2 separate regions of the Homo sapiens genome follow, and region 2 is linked to region 1. The links are chromatin contacts, found by POLR2A ChIA-PET in ENCODE. All regions are on one chromosome and are shown on one strand. The core of a region is the stretch at or near the end of the contact, and the rest is flanking DNA. Distances in the headings are between cores, read along the strand shown.

Region 1 (7,035 bases), core at 3,402-5,901:
ACGCATTGCCTGAAAAGACTCCTGTCCAGTGCAGCACTGTCAGCACACGCGACCTCACCAGACCAAGGCCTGATGCCATCTGCCGTCTGTCCATCCATACTTAGACTTGCCCACTTCTCCAAAAATATGTTTTAAAACTGAGGTTTTTTTATTTTTGTTTGTTTGTTTTTATTTTTTTTTGAGACAGAGTTTCACTCTTGTTGCCCAGGCTGGAGTGCAATGGCGTGATCTTGGCTCACTGCAACCTCTGCCTCCTGGATTCAAGCGATTCTCTTGCCTCAGTCTCTTGAGTAGCTGGGATTATTACAGGTGCAGCCACCAGGCCAGCAAATTTTTTTTTTTTTTTTTTTTTTTTTTTAGTAGAGATGGGGTTTCACCATGTTGGCCAGGCTGGTGTCAAACTCCTGACCTCAGGTGATCCACCCACCTTGGCCTTCCAGAGTGCTGGGATTACAGGCATGAGCCACCGCACCCAGCGTTGTTTTGTTTTTTAGTCAGCAATGGTTTTGGATTCCAAAGCTCTCAGGACCAAGGCCCACGCATTTTGTCTAGTTGTCATGTACTCTTCAGTTTCTCAAACTGGAATTGTCCCCCGCTATGTGTTTTTCATAACATCAGCCTCTTGCAGAGTCCAGGCAGTTTGTCTTGTGTGGGATGATCCATCATCTGGAGTTGTCTTTCCTGATGTTGTCCCCTCTGTTTGGTGCTGGGTGAGGCATTAGAGTTGGAAGTCCACATGCTTGAGTTGCCTGTACTGAGCTTGTCCAAGGGAATGAGCCTAATTTCTTTCTGTTGCTTCATTCTAGGACTGTGAGGAATGTATCCAGCTGGAGCCGACCTTCAGTAAGTGCCTTTCTGCTGCCTGTCCCCTGTCTCTAGCCAAAAGATTAGAGAAGGAAAGGGCAAGCCCTTTGTCTACCTGTGTGTCCTTGGGACCTGTAGGATTTAGGATCCAACATCAGCAGGTGTGAACAGTGTTGGTGTGCAGGTGAAGAGGTGCAAGGAGCAGCCTTGGGCGCTGCGGTTGGATAACGCGCCACCTTTCCTGTTTGTAGTCAAGGGTTATACACGGAAAGCCGCTGCGCTGGAAGCGATGAAGGACTACACCAAAGCCATGGATGTGTACCAGAAGGCGCTAGACCTGGACTCCAGCTGTAAGGTGGGGCTGCTTCTGGCCTCCAGGGGCCCCCCCTGCCTCTTTCTCTGTTGGGGCTTTTCCATGTTCAGTCCCTGATTTCTTCCCTGTCACCTCCATTTCTCTCTGTTTCTCTCTTACTTGTTCTCTCTCCCCTTGTCAGTTACCTCTGTTATCTTGGACCTGCTGAAGCAGTGAGCTGGGTGGTCCTAACACGCTTCACCTTTGTCTCTTCTGGACTGCAGGAGGCGGCAGACGGCTACCAGCGCTGTATGATGGCGCAGTACAACCGGCACGACAGCCCCGAAGATGTGAAGCGACGAGCCATGGCCGACCCTGAGGTGCAGCAGATCATGAGTGACCCAGCCATGCGCCTTATCCTGGAACAGATGCAGAAGGACCCCCAGGCACTCAGCGAGTACGTAGAGTCAGAGAGGCGGCCTTGCTGGAAATGGAGAACAAAAGCAGGCAGATGAGTGCACGCGGCTGGGGGGTGGTATGCTCAGTCTGCGAGGAAGAGGAATTCTGTCATTCTTCCTAAACTTAAGGAGATTGGCAGTGGGTGGCGAGCTGGAAGGGCTTTGTTAGTCGTGATAGCTTAAGCAGTCATTTGGAAAGGCCCATTTAGCTGGGAGAAAGGTCTTGACTGGAAGCTGTGTCGTGGGCTCAAGAGTAGGACTGGCAAGTTCTGCGAAGTGGAGCAGGCCTCTGCAGCTCGGCGCCCCGGGCCTCGCCAGGACCCCTCCCTGCCGGGGCCTTCTGTAGAGGGGGTTGAATTGGGGCTTGCTCTGAGAGCAAGTAAGACTTTAAAGGTTGTCTCATTTCAAGTAACTGCGTCTTCCTCTGTAGACACTTAAAGAATCCTGTAATAGCACAGAAGATCCAGAAGCTGATGGATGTGGGTCTGATTGCAATTCGGTGATGACTTGTTCATCCCCCCTTCCCTTCGCCCTCATGTGGAAAGAGGAGCTGGGACCGCGGCGAGCAGCACGGAGCGGAAGGGAGAGCAGGGGAGAGAAGGCCTCATCTCTCTATATTTATACATAACCCCGGGGAAGACACAGAGACTCGTACCTGCGCTGTTTGTGCCGCCGCTGCCTCTGGGCCCTCCCAGCACACGCATGGTCTCTTCACCGCTGCCCTCGAGTTCCATGTCTCTTTCCCCTGCCCCTAGTTGCTGTCTCGGCTGCTCTCCCATAGTTGGTTTTTTTTTTATTTGGGGCAGTGGGCATGTTATGGGGAGGGGAGGGGGTTCTTCCAGCCTCAGGTCCCAGCTGTCTCACGTTGTTTATTCTGCGTCCCCTTCTCCAATAAAACAAGCCAGTTGGGCGTGGTTATATGTTGCTTTGGCCTTGAGTGATTTTTTTTTTTTTTTTAAACCAGGAGTTTGTCTTGCAGGGGCTGCTCCTGGAACCTGATCTTGCTCTTCTCTTTGGGGCGGGCTTAGGAGGAGTCCCAAGCTGTGGCTTGGCACAGCTCCATGGCTTTGCCAAGAAGGTTGCCAGATGGCGCTGTTGCTCAGCAGCTGGAAGGGAATCTGAAGGCTTCCCCACCCCAAGTAGTACCAATGAGAGGTTCAGATAAGCTTTGGGTGCTGTTAATTCTCCACGTTATAGTGGAGATCCAGAGAACAGGATTCTAATGTGAGATGCTGAGACCTCTGTGGGGAGAGGGCAGCTATGCTGTTAGCTGCTGTTAGATTTAGGAGTTGGGTCATGGATTGTTTTTGTTTTGTTATTTGAGATGGAGTCTCAGGCTGGAGTGCAGTGGTGTGATCTCGGCTCACTGCAACCTCCACCTCCTGGGTTCAAACGCTTCTCCTACCTCAGCCTCCCCAGTAGCTGGGATTACAGGAGCCTGCTACCACACCCAGCTAATTATTATATTTTAGTGGAGACAGGTGTTTCGCCATATTGGCCAGGCTAGTCTCGAACTCCTGACCTCAAGTGATCCACCCGCCTCAACCTCCCAAAGTGCTGGGATTACAGGCATGAGCCACTGCACCCCACTGGGTGATGGGTTTTTTTTGTTTGTATTTTTTGAGATGGTGTCTCTCTCTGTCGCCCAGGCTGGAGTGCAGTGGCGTGATCCAGCTCACTGCAAGCTCTGCCTCCCGGGTTCACGCCATTCTCCTGCCTCAGTCTCCCGAGTAGCTGGGACTACAGGCGCCCGCCACCACGCCCGGCTAATTTTTTGTTTGTTTGTTTGTTTGTATTTTTAGTAGAGACGGGGTTTCACCGTGTTAGCCAGGATGGTCTCAATCTCCTGACCTCGTGATCCACCCGCCTGGACTTCCCAAAGTGCTGGGGTTAACAGGCGTGAGCCACCGCGCCCGGCCTGGGTGATGGTTTTAATGCACGGCTCTTACCTGAGAACTTAGGGTGCTAAGCTTTAATTACACTTTTCCATGGTTGCAACAAGCTGCGTTTTCTAAAGCTCTCTTCCTGGACTGGGGAGGCCTTTGGGGCAGGAGTAAAACTTCCTCATTTGCTCCAAGAGTGCTGCTTTCTGGGCTAGGAAGGCGCTGAGACTAGCAGCTGGCTGGACTTCCTGCTGTTAGTTTCATCAGCTTTCTTTTCCCCTGGGAATCCCCGGCAGGCCGCCCCCTTCCCCATCTGAGTGGCGATGCTCAGGTAGCCTCCCCCATTGGCAGGACTCTGCCGCCCCCAGGCTTGCCCACCCTGCATGCTCCAACCCCAGTGTGTTCACTGGAAAGGCCGCTGTCCTGCGCAGAGCTGGTGGCGGACGTGCCTTGCTCTACTGAAGTCCACATCCTAGGGCAGGTGATGAGCAGGAGGGTATAGACCACCAGAGACCCCTGAGGTGTCACCTAAGCAGGGACTTGATGGGAGTGAGCCTCGTGGGGACTCGGGGAGGCTCATCCAAGTGGAGCACAGTGGAGGGGTCGTGTTTGGAGCTGGGTGACCTGAGGGCCCGGGAGGTTGTGGATGGTCTGGGCCAAGTACTGTTCACTTGTTCACCTGGCAGGTCTGAGTTCATGAGTTTGAAGGTAGCCCTACGCGGAGCTAGGAAAAACTGCAAAATGGACTTGTTTCCCTCTGGGGCCTTGAGGGATCCTTGGTTGATAGGGATAGCCAGGCTGGAGCCGATTTAACCTGTGAGTCCCAAATAACCTGGATACACTCTGTCGACTCCTGGGCTCTCCCTCCGGCAGCCCAGTGATGTTTCAAAGCCCAAGGTCCCCACCTCATGTGACAGGCTGAGGATGGCAGACACTTCCCACAAAAGTGGACCTAGCCCTGAACACACACAGCCGGGGGACTTGTTGAGTTTGCACTGAGCTTCCCTCCAAATGAGGAAGGGGGCGTTTTTATGGTGTTGAGTCGCTAAGCCCCGCTCTCCCTAGCTTCCTGTGCTCTCTGGGGACAAAGGTGGGGGGGCCCCTGGAACCCTCTGTGGGCTGGCAGTGTGCTTCCTGCACCCAGCGCCAGCCCGCCCTGGGGAGGGGCTGAACCCGCCCTGCTCGTGATAAGGCACAAGCAAGGGCTGCCCTGAAGGAAGCTCCAAAGAGAAAGGAGGGCAGGAAGCCCACGGCCCACAGGGGTGTAGCCCGAGACCCACCTGCAGCCCCCAGCCCTTGCCAGGAAAGGTAAGCTCAGGCCTCACTGGGACCCTGGGCCCTTCTCTTCCTTATCCTCCTGCAGCCTCTGCCCAGCCTGCCTCTCGCCATGCGGCAGCCTGAACTTTCCACCTCCCCGGAGAGGCTTTGGCTGGTTTGTGATGTTGGCATCTGAGCTGTGGGCCAGGATCGGAACTACTTCCTGGCCTGGGTACGAAGCCATGGCCAGAGTGGGCAGCTGCCCCTGAGGGTCTGGGAGTGAGCTGTGGGCTGGCATTGAGCACGGTGGTCCTGAGTGAGCCCCTTCTTACCCGGCCTCAGTCTGCCCGCCTGTAGGATGGGAGCGGATTGGACTACATGGTCTCTGAGGGCCCTCGCGGCTCAAGCGCCAGCGCTGGAGAGAGAGTCTGAGGGTACCACGGGCGTGCTGGCCTGGGTGCTCACTCCCGCCCTCCTTCATGAGCGGCTTTCCTCTGGGTGTGTCCAGGGCATCACAGAGCTCTTCTGCCCAAACCCGGAGGCCTACCAGGGCCTGCCCACCTTGCCTCCTTCCACACTCTCTGTAGCAGCAGCCGCAGCCATGGCGGGGATGAAGACAGCCTCCGGGGACTACATCGACTCGTCATGGGAGCTGCGGGTGTTTGTGGGAGAGGAGGACCCAGAGGCCGAGTCGGTCACCCTGCGGGTCACTGGGGAGTCGCACATCGGCGGGGTGCTCCTGAAGATTGTGGAGCAGATCAGTGAGTGTCCGCTGCCCGCTTGCTGAACTCGGCACCATGGGCGGCCGCCACGGGTGTCTCTGGGCACTTCCGGGCCATCCCTGCTGCTCAGCTCCCGATAATGGTGTCACGGTGACTCAGGCATTAGCTTAATCATTTGGTTCCAAAAAAGACATTTCCCCAACTTCCTCTCCCTCCCACCCTCTTCCCTCCCTCCCTTCTGCTGCAGCTGGTCTGCTAAGGATCAGACGCAGCCACAATCCTCCATTCAGCCACCAATAGGGGCAGAAGGAGTGGTCTTGTCTGGGCCGAGGCTGAAGTCACATTGCTGAGGTCTGAGGGGGTCTAGGTGACCCAGGGGCCTGCCCCCACGCTCCCTCCCCTTGGCGGAAGCTTTGAGCAGGTTGGTGACAGGCCCAGCCTGGGTGGGAAGGCCCTGCCCCCACAGGAAGTTACAGCAGAGCAGCTGTGGTATCAGTCATGGAGGACCACGGGGCTAGTGACACGGGGGCTCCTCATCTTCCTTCCCTGCCGGGGGTGGGGGCTACCCCTTCCTGAGAGAGCAGCAGGAAGACCCCGATAGGCAGAGCCGGAAGACAGGCCCACCACAGTCCCGGCCAAGAGCCTGGGCCTGGGCTGCCAGTGGGTGGGGGGTGGGTGATGGTGGGGAGGCTTCCTCAGACCCCGCCAGGCCACCATGTGCAGCACAGGAGGAGGTCAGTCCGACTGTGGAGAGGATAGGGTCCAGAACGGCCCGGCCACAAGACTGAGGCTGTGAGGGGAGCTGCCAGGGGCAGGGCCCGGAGCAGCTGTGAGAATAGAAGTGAGGAACAGAGAGAGGGTGGTGAAGACCTGGGTGGCCCCAGGGCACGGCATGAGGGTAACGCAGGAGGCCTTAACCTGGAGTCAGACAGACCCCGCTGCTCTACCCGCTGCTGGGCACCCCAGGGCAAGTTCCTTTAGCTCTGTGTTCCCTGTGGTGGGGATACTGTCACTCCTAAGCACATCAGCTCTGTCTACTGATGCTCAGCCTGGCCGCCCCGGGCCAGTCCCTGGCCTCCTGGAGCAGCAGCGGGTGAGACTGACCCATGGGGGCTGCGTGCCGGCTGCCGCACAGAGGGCGCTATCATGGGGGCCTGGAGCCAGAGGAGGGGGCTGCCCCGAGCCCAGGATGGGGATAACCCCAGGAGAAGTCCTGAGAGGTGGCCTCAGCAGGGAGGAGCAAGGTGGTGGCGCTGGGACTCGGAGGGCTGTGAATTAGGGCTCTCGGCTGGTGAGGATGCTGGGAGCGTGACCAGAAATGAGGCTGGCTGGTGCCTGGCCAGCTCTGCATGGCCCCGAAGGCCTCCAGAAGGGGTCTAGACTTTCTTCTGGAGGGGAAGGTGGCCACCGAAGGGTTCTCAGCAGGAGGCTGTCCTGCTAAGGTCAGCAGCAAGGCGAAAGGCTGGTGGCGGCAGGCCCCTGAGGAGGCTGTGGTCCTGGTTAGAGACACCAGGGCCTCCTAAGGCCGGGCAGGGAGGATGGAGAGGAGGGTGGATTTTAGAGGTGGGATTGGCATTGATTACATGTGGTGGCTAGAAGAGAAAGGGAGGATGCCTGGG
Region 2 (7,035 bases), core at 2,739-5,238, 620 kb before region 1:
CTGGGAAAACTGGCTAGCCATATGTAGAAAGCTGAAACTGGATCCCTTCCTTACACCTTATACAAAAATTAATTCAAGATGGATTAAAGACTTACATGTTAGACCTAAAACCATAAAAACCCTAGAAGAAAACCTAGGCAATACCATTCAGGACATAGGCATGGGCAAGGACTTCATGTCTAAAACACCAAAAGCAATGGCAACGAAAGCCAAAATTGACAAATGGGATCTAATTAAACTAAAGAGCTTCTGCACAGCAAAAGAAACTACCGTCAGAGTGAACAGGCAACCTACAGAATGGGAGAAAATTTTTCCAATCTACTCATCTGACAAAGGGCTAATATCCAGAATCTACAATGAACTCAAACACATTTACAAGAAAAAAAACAAACAACCCCATCAAAAAGTGGGCGAAGGATATGAACAGACACTTCTCAAAGGAGACATTTATGCAGCCAAAAGACACATGAAAAAATGCTCATCATCACTGGCCATCAGAGAAATGCAAATCAAAACCACAATGAGATACCATCTCATACCAGTTAGAATGGCGATCATTAAAAAGTCAGGAAACAACAAGTGCTGGAGAGGATATGGAGAAATAGGAACACTTTTACACTGTTGGTGGGACTGTAAACCAGTTCAACCATTGTGGAAGTCAGTGTGGCGATTCCTCAGGGATCTAGAACTAGAAATAACACTTGACCCAGCCATCCCATTACTGGGTATATACCCAAAGGATTATAAAACATGCTGCTATAAAGACACATGCACACGTATGTTTATTGCAGCACTATTCACAATAGCAAAGACTTGGAACCAACCCAAATGTCCAATAATGATAGACTGGATTAAGAAAATGTGGCACATATACACCATGGAATACTATGCAGCCATAAAAAATGATGAATTCATGTCCTTTGTAGGGACATGGATGAAGCTGGAAACCATTATTTTCAGCAAACTATCACAAGGACAAAAACCAAACATCGCATGTTCTCACTCATAGGTGGGAATTGAACAATGAGAACACATGGACACAGGAAGGGGAACATCACACACCAGGGCCTGTTGTGGGGTGGGGGGAGGGGGGAGGGATAGCATTAGGTGATACACCTAATGTTAAATGATGAGTTAATGGGTGCAGCACACCAACATGGCACATGTATACATATGTAACAAACCTGCACGTTGTACACATGTACCCTAAAACTTAAAGTATAATAAAAAAAAAAAAAAAAAAGAAGAAGACAATGGAGCAATGCCTCCAAAACTCTGAAGTGAAACCATTTCCAACCTAGAATTCTATACCCAGACAAAGTATCAAATCAAGTGAGAGGGTAAAATGACAAATAATTCAGACACACAGGGTCTCAAAGAATTTACCTCCCATGCATCCTCTTACAGAAAGCTGCTGAAAATGGTTCCCCAAAAACAGGGGAGTAAATGGAGAAAGTAGAAGACATGAGATAGAGAAAATGGGCCTTCTACTACTAGAGAGACTGGAAGGGAATCTCCCCAGAATGACAGTAAAGGGAGATTCCAGGATAACAACTTAGTACCAGGTGTAAAGAATAACTGGTAGGCAGAATGATAAGCCCCAAAAGGTGTCCATGTCCTAATTTCAGGAATCTATAAATATATCATGCTACATGGCAAGTGAGAATTAAGCTTACAAATGGAGTTAAGGCTGCTAATCAATTTACCTTAAAATACAGAAATTATCGGCCAGGTGTGGTGGCTCACGCCTGTAATCCCAGCACTTTGGGAGGCCGAGGAGGGTGGATCACGAGGTCAGGAGTTCGAGACCAGCCTGGCCAACATGGTGAAACCCCATCTCTACTAAAAATACAAAAATTAGCCAGGCGTGGTGGCACATGCCTCTAATCCCAGCTACTTGGGAGGCTGAGGCAGGAGAATCACTTGAACCCAGGAGGCAAAGTTTGCAGTGAGCTGAGATCACGCCACTGCACTCCAGCCTGGGCAACAGAGCAAGACTGTCTCAAAAAAACAAAAACAAAAAAAAGAGGAAATTATCCTAGATTATTCAGATGGGCCCAATGTAATTACAAAGTTCCTTAAAAGGTAGAAGACAGACAGAAGAGTTAGTGTCACAATGATGCAATATAAGACTCAACCAGCCATTGCTCTAGCTTTGAAAATAGATGGGGACTATAAGCCAAGGAATGCCAGTATGTTGTGGAAAGTCGGGGACCCCAAACGGAGGACCAGCTGAAGCCACAGCAGAAGAACATAAATTGTTAAGATTTCATGGACATTTATCAGTTCCCAAAATTAATACTTTCATAACTTCTTACACCTGTCTTTACTGCAATCTCTGAACACAAATTGTGAAGATGTCATGGACATTTATCACTTCCCCAATTAATACTCTTATAATTTCTTATGCCTGTCTTTAATCTCTTAATCACGTTATCTTCGTAAGCTGAGAATGTACGTCACCTCAGGACCACTATTGTACAAACTGATTGTAAAATATGTGTGTTTGAACAATACGAAATCAGTGCACCCTGAAAAAGAACAGAATAACAGCGATTTTCAGGGAACAAGGAAAGATAACCATAAGGTCTGACTGCCTGCGGGGTCGGGCAGAATAGAGCCATATTTTTCTTCTTGCAGAAAGCCTATAGACAGATGTGTGAGTAGGAGAAATATCGCTGAATTCTTTTCCGAGCAAGGAACAACCCTGGGGAAGGAATGCATTCCTGGGGGTAGGTCTATAGACGGCCGCTCTGGGAGTGTCTGTCTGATGCAGTTGAGATAAGGACTGAAATATGCCCTGTCTCCTGCAGTACCCTCAGGCTTACTAGGATTGGGAAATTCCAGCCTGGTAAATTCTAGTCAGACTGGTTGTCTGCTCTCAAACCCTGTTTCCTGTTAAGATGTTTATCAAGACAATGCGTGCACAGCAGGACACAGACCCTCATCAGTAATTCTAATTTTGCTTTCACCTTGTGATCTTTATAGCCCTTTGAAGCATGTGATCCTTGTGACCTACTCCCTGTTTGTACGCCCTCTCCCCTTTTAAAATCCGTAATAAAAACTTGCTGATTTTGTGGCTGGGGGTTGTCATCACGGTCCTACCAATATGTGATGGCACCCCTGGAGGCCCAGCTGTAAAATTTCTCTCTTTGTACTCTTTCTCTTTATTTCTCAGCCTGGCCAACACTTACGGAAAATAGAAAAGAACCTATGTTGAAATATTAGGGACTGGTTCCCCCAATACCAGTAACCTCTAGAAGTTGGAAAAGGCAAGAAAATTGATTTTCTCCTACAGACACTAGAAAAGAATGTCAATGCTTTGATTTTAGCCCAGTGAAACTCATTTTAGACTTCTGGCCCACAGAACTGTTGATAATAAATTGTGGAGTCTTAAGCCACTAACTTTGTACTAATTTGTTACAGCAGCAATAGGAAAATAATGCACTTATCAATCCAGATTGGAGCATTGTGACTCCAGAGCCTAGCATGTTGAGGACTGCCATAACCACTATCCTCTCCCATTGTACTGTGTTTCTAACCTAAAGCAACTTCTGGAGGATGTGATCTACCTAAATAAGAGAAAGAGCAAAGAAACAGAAAACTAAGAGATCATAGAATCAGAGAATGCAATCCAAGAGAAGGAAAGGAAATCCAAAGGATGACAGCCAAGGGGAGTCCAGGATGACAGCCATGCAATTGGCCAAGGAGCAACCAGCACAGAGGGAAGAAGGGCCATCTCTGGGATAGACGTGTCCAAGCAAAATAAACAAGAACTTGTAGGTTACTTGACATGGTTTCCCTTGTGGAGAACTGTACTGAGAGCTAATTGGATCATGTGGGAAGAATTGACAACAGGTACAAAGAAAACTCGGCAATGAAAGGAAGTAATAATTATCATAAAGAAAAAAGAACTCCCTCCACTTCCCTCCCAAAACAGAAAGGAAACTATCACAATTCACCACGACACTCAGCTGTGAGTTTTCTCATCATGAGTTCTGGCTGCTGAGAAATCAGTTCTGGGCACCTTGTGTTAATTACACTGCTGTGTTTCCTGAGGTTAAACACAACTATGTGTTTCCTGACATTAAACACATTTATGGCCCAGATAAGCCTCAGTAGCATCAAGATACGTATATATTTTTAACCACTGAAGATCCCCAAACTCTTCTCAACATTGGTCACATAGAAGTTTTAACAGATAGCCAGGCACAGTAGCTCATGCTTATAATCCCAGCACTTTGGGAGGCCGAGGCAGGCGGATGATGAGGTCAGGAGTTCGAGACCAGCCTGACCAACATGGTGAAACCTCATCTCTACTAAACATACAAAAATTAGCCAGGCATGGTGGCACGCACCTGTAATCCCAGCTACTCAGAAGGCTGAGGCAGGAGAATCACTTGAACCGGGAGGCGGAGGTTGCAGTGAGCCGAGATCACACCTCTGCACTCCAGCCTGGGTGACAGAGTGAGACACCATCTCAAAAAAAAAAAGTAGTTTTAACAGACAGAATTCATGATGACCAAAGTTTGGATGGAGCTACCAACCTGAGGTTTGACTGCTGCTAAGTCTTTAAATGCTCCTCTAAAAGATAATTAGGCATGGTTTTGTGGCAGCCATGGTTCTGTTGGGTTAACTTGCTAGGGAACCTGCATAAAATCACTTGTATCCAGCATTTTCCTTGCTAAGCTCTGTGTCAGGGTAGGAGAAATAGTCTGCAGATAATGGAGGAGGAACAATATGTCCCTAGTTCTTTATAGAACCTCATGGTGTGAAAACAAAAGCTGATGCAACTGGTTCATACAAAAGATACTTTGTCAAGGAAAACAACAATAACCTCATTGTTTGTGGCCATGCTTTGTACATAGTCAAAGAGTATGATTAAACACAAGACTGTTGGAAGCTAGTTAGTCCTAATAGTGCAAACTTGATGGGAAAAACTCTCTCTCCAAGAGTCAGTGCTACCTTCAGATGCCATTGATCATTTTCATGTTGCAAGACTGAAAGGTCCAATCCAGCTGCTGTGTTGTTATTACAGGATTTCTGATCATGAAAATGGGCTACCTGGTGTGTGTCACAGGTCTTAAATCAGGATATCAGGATATTGTGAAAGAGAAAAGCTGTCTCTCATTAGAAATATTAAGAAGACTGTTTTTTTTTTAAGTGGGCAAACAAATTCTGCCAGACTACAGACATTTAGACATTTATACTACAAAGCTCTTCTGAGTTAAGCCTTGATTTAGGGAAATCTAAATCATTTCTGGAAAAAAGAAAGTGCTAATGTGCTGCCTTCACTTTCAACAATGTTATAGGTGGATTAAAGAAGAAGTGGAGATAGTAGTGTTATTCTGAAAGCAATCCAATTGAGACTGTTAGAGGTTACAATATAAGAATGGTTATGAAATAGTTGTATATTTTCCAACAGTGATCAAGTATACAAAAAATAATAAATCATTTAAAAAGAAATAAAATATTTGCATAAAAATTTGGTTTCATTTACAGTAATTTCAAAATAATACCCCACAATTTATCCAGATTTATGTAATATATGTATTGCCGCCAGACACATCTTCAATTTCTATTTACCTTAATATTTTCTCTCACTCAGACTAGACTTCATTGTGAGTATAGCTTCTGGTTGCTTTTTTTTTTTTTTTAAGTACTGTTCAGTATGAAAGTTTCTTTACAAAACCCTACTAAAATATATGTTTTTTGAAACCTAAATATTTTTAGGTAGGTGGAAAGTAGGAGAATCTTTTTTTTAGAATATTCTTAGGCATGTAAAGCACAAATTACGTTTTAGTTTAAATTCATTGTTTCCCTTCTCAGGAAATTTGATTAATCATAAACTTTTTTTTTTGTTTTTTTTTGTTTTTTTTTTTTTGAGACAGAGTCTTGCTCAGTCGCCCAGGCTGGAGTACAGTGGTGCAATCTCGGCTCACTGCAAGCTCCGCCTCCTGGGTTCACGCCATTCTCCTGCCTCAGCCTCCCAAGTAGCTGCGACTACAGGCCACCACGCCCAGCTAATTTTGTTTTGTATTTATAGTAGAGACGGGGTTTCACCAGGTTAGCCAGGATGGTCTTGATCTCCTGACCTCGTGATCCACCTGCCTTGGCCTCCCAAAGTGCTGGGATTACAGGCGTGAGCCACCGCACCTGGCCATAAATATTCTTTTGAAGGAAAATCTAGTCTGCTTCAAAGAGCTCAGCACAAATATAATGACTGGTCAGATTCTTTAAAACACACAAAAATATCCTCATGAGTTAAATGAAAAGGAGAGTCACTGCACTGACAGTGCTTACAAAGAAAAATACTGGTGGACATTTTCTGATATGTACTAAATCTATCATCTCTAGCAAGATGGGGCATGCATCGAAGTTCTTTTTTTTTTTTTTTGAGATGGAGTTTTGCTCTTGTTGCCCAGCCTGGAGTGCAATGGCGCAATCTTGGCTCACTGCAACCTCCACCTCCCGGGTTCAAGCAATTCTGCCTCAGCCTCCCGAGTAGCCGGGACTACCGGTGCACACCACCACGCCCAGCTAATTTTTGTATTTTTAGTAGAAACGGGGTTTCACCATGTTGGCCAGTATGGTCTCGATCTCTTGACCTCATGATCTGCCCGCCTCGGCCTCTCAAAGTGCTGGGATTACAGGCATGAGCCACTGCGCCCGGCCAGAAGTTCTATGTTAATTTGACTCACAGCATGTGTCAGTGATCATTACTCACCTAAGTCACTAGTTCTCAACTGGAGACAGTTTTTCCCTGTGGGGGGAATTGTCTACAGACGTTTTTGGTTCTTACATCTGGCGGTGGGATGCTACTGGTATCTAGTGTGTAGAGGCCAGGGATGCTGCTAAGCATCCTACAGTGCACAGGACAGGACTTGACAATGAAGAATTATCTGGCCCATAATGTCAATAGTGCTGAGGCTGAGAAACCCCTATCCTAGACCAAGAAATGAAAGAGGAAATCTTTAGAAGCAGTAGAGATGGCACCTCTGTTTTTGTTGTAGAATATTCTGGCTTCATTTTCTG

The links. ChIA-PET counts read pairs that join two places held with the same protein, here RNA polymerase II (POLR2A).
Region 2: POLR2A ChIA-PET joins it to region 1 with 14 read pairs in GM10248. The contact joins the enhancer-like site here to the promoter of FERMT3 in region 1. POLR2A ChIA-PET finds 5 or more read pairs at or near these places in 3 of 52 experiments (GM10248, HCT116 and WTC11).

The regions. Positions count from the first base shown.
Region 1 is chr11:64,202,070-64,209,104 of GRCh38, forward strand. It overlaps FERMT3 (FERM domain containing kindlin 3), which reads left to right and starts at 4,652. Exons shown (of 15, transcript NM_031471.6): 1 at 4,652-4,745; 2 at 5,282-5,455. The coding sequence starts at 5,296. STIP1 (stress induced phosphoprotein 1) reads left to right here. Exons shown (of 14, transcript NM_006819.3): 11 at 807-843; 12 at 1,056-1,159; 13 at 1,381-1,553; 14 at 1,985-2,474. The coding sequence ends at 2,057. RefSeq lists enhancers at 3,261-3,823, 3,661-3,920, 3,824-4,386, 4,821-4,900, 5,221-5,300 and 2 more.
Region 2 is chr11:63,578,648-63,585,682 of GRCh38, forward strand. The region is part of intron 4 of PLAAT3 (phospholipase A and acyltransferase 3); the gene reads right to left. All of the region lies in intron 1 of LOC105369335 (a long non-coding RNA gene), which reads left to right. Among named protein-coding and RNA genes, the nearest start is that of PLAAT2, 19 kb to the left of the region's middle. Within about 2 kb of position 3,989, at least 4 of the 41 ENCODE cell types and tissues checked have a DNase peak (open chromatin) inside an H3K27ac peak, as active enhancers do.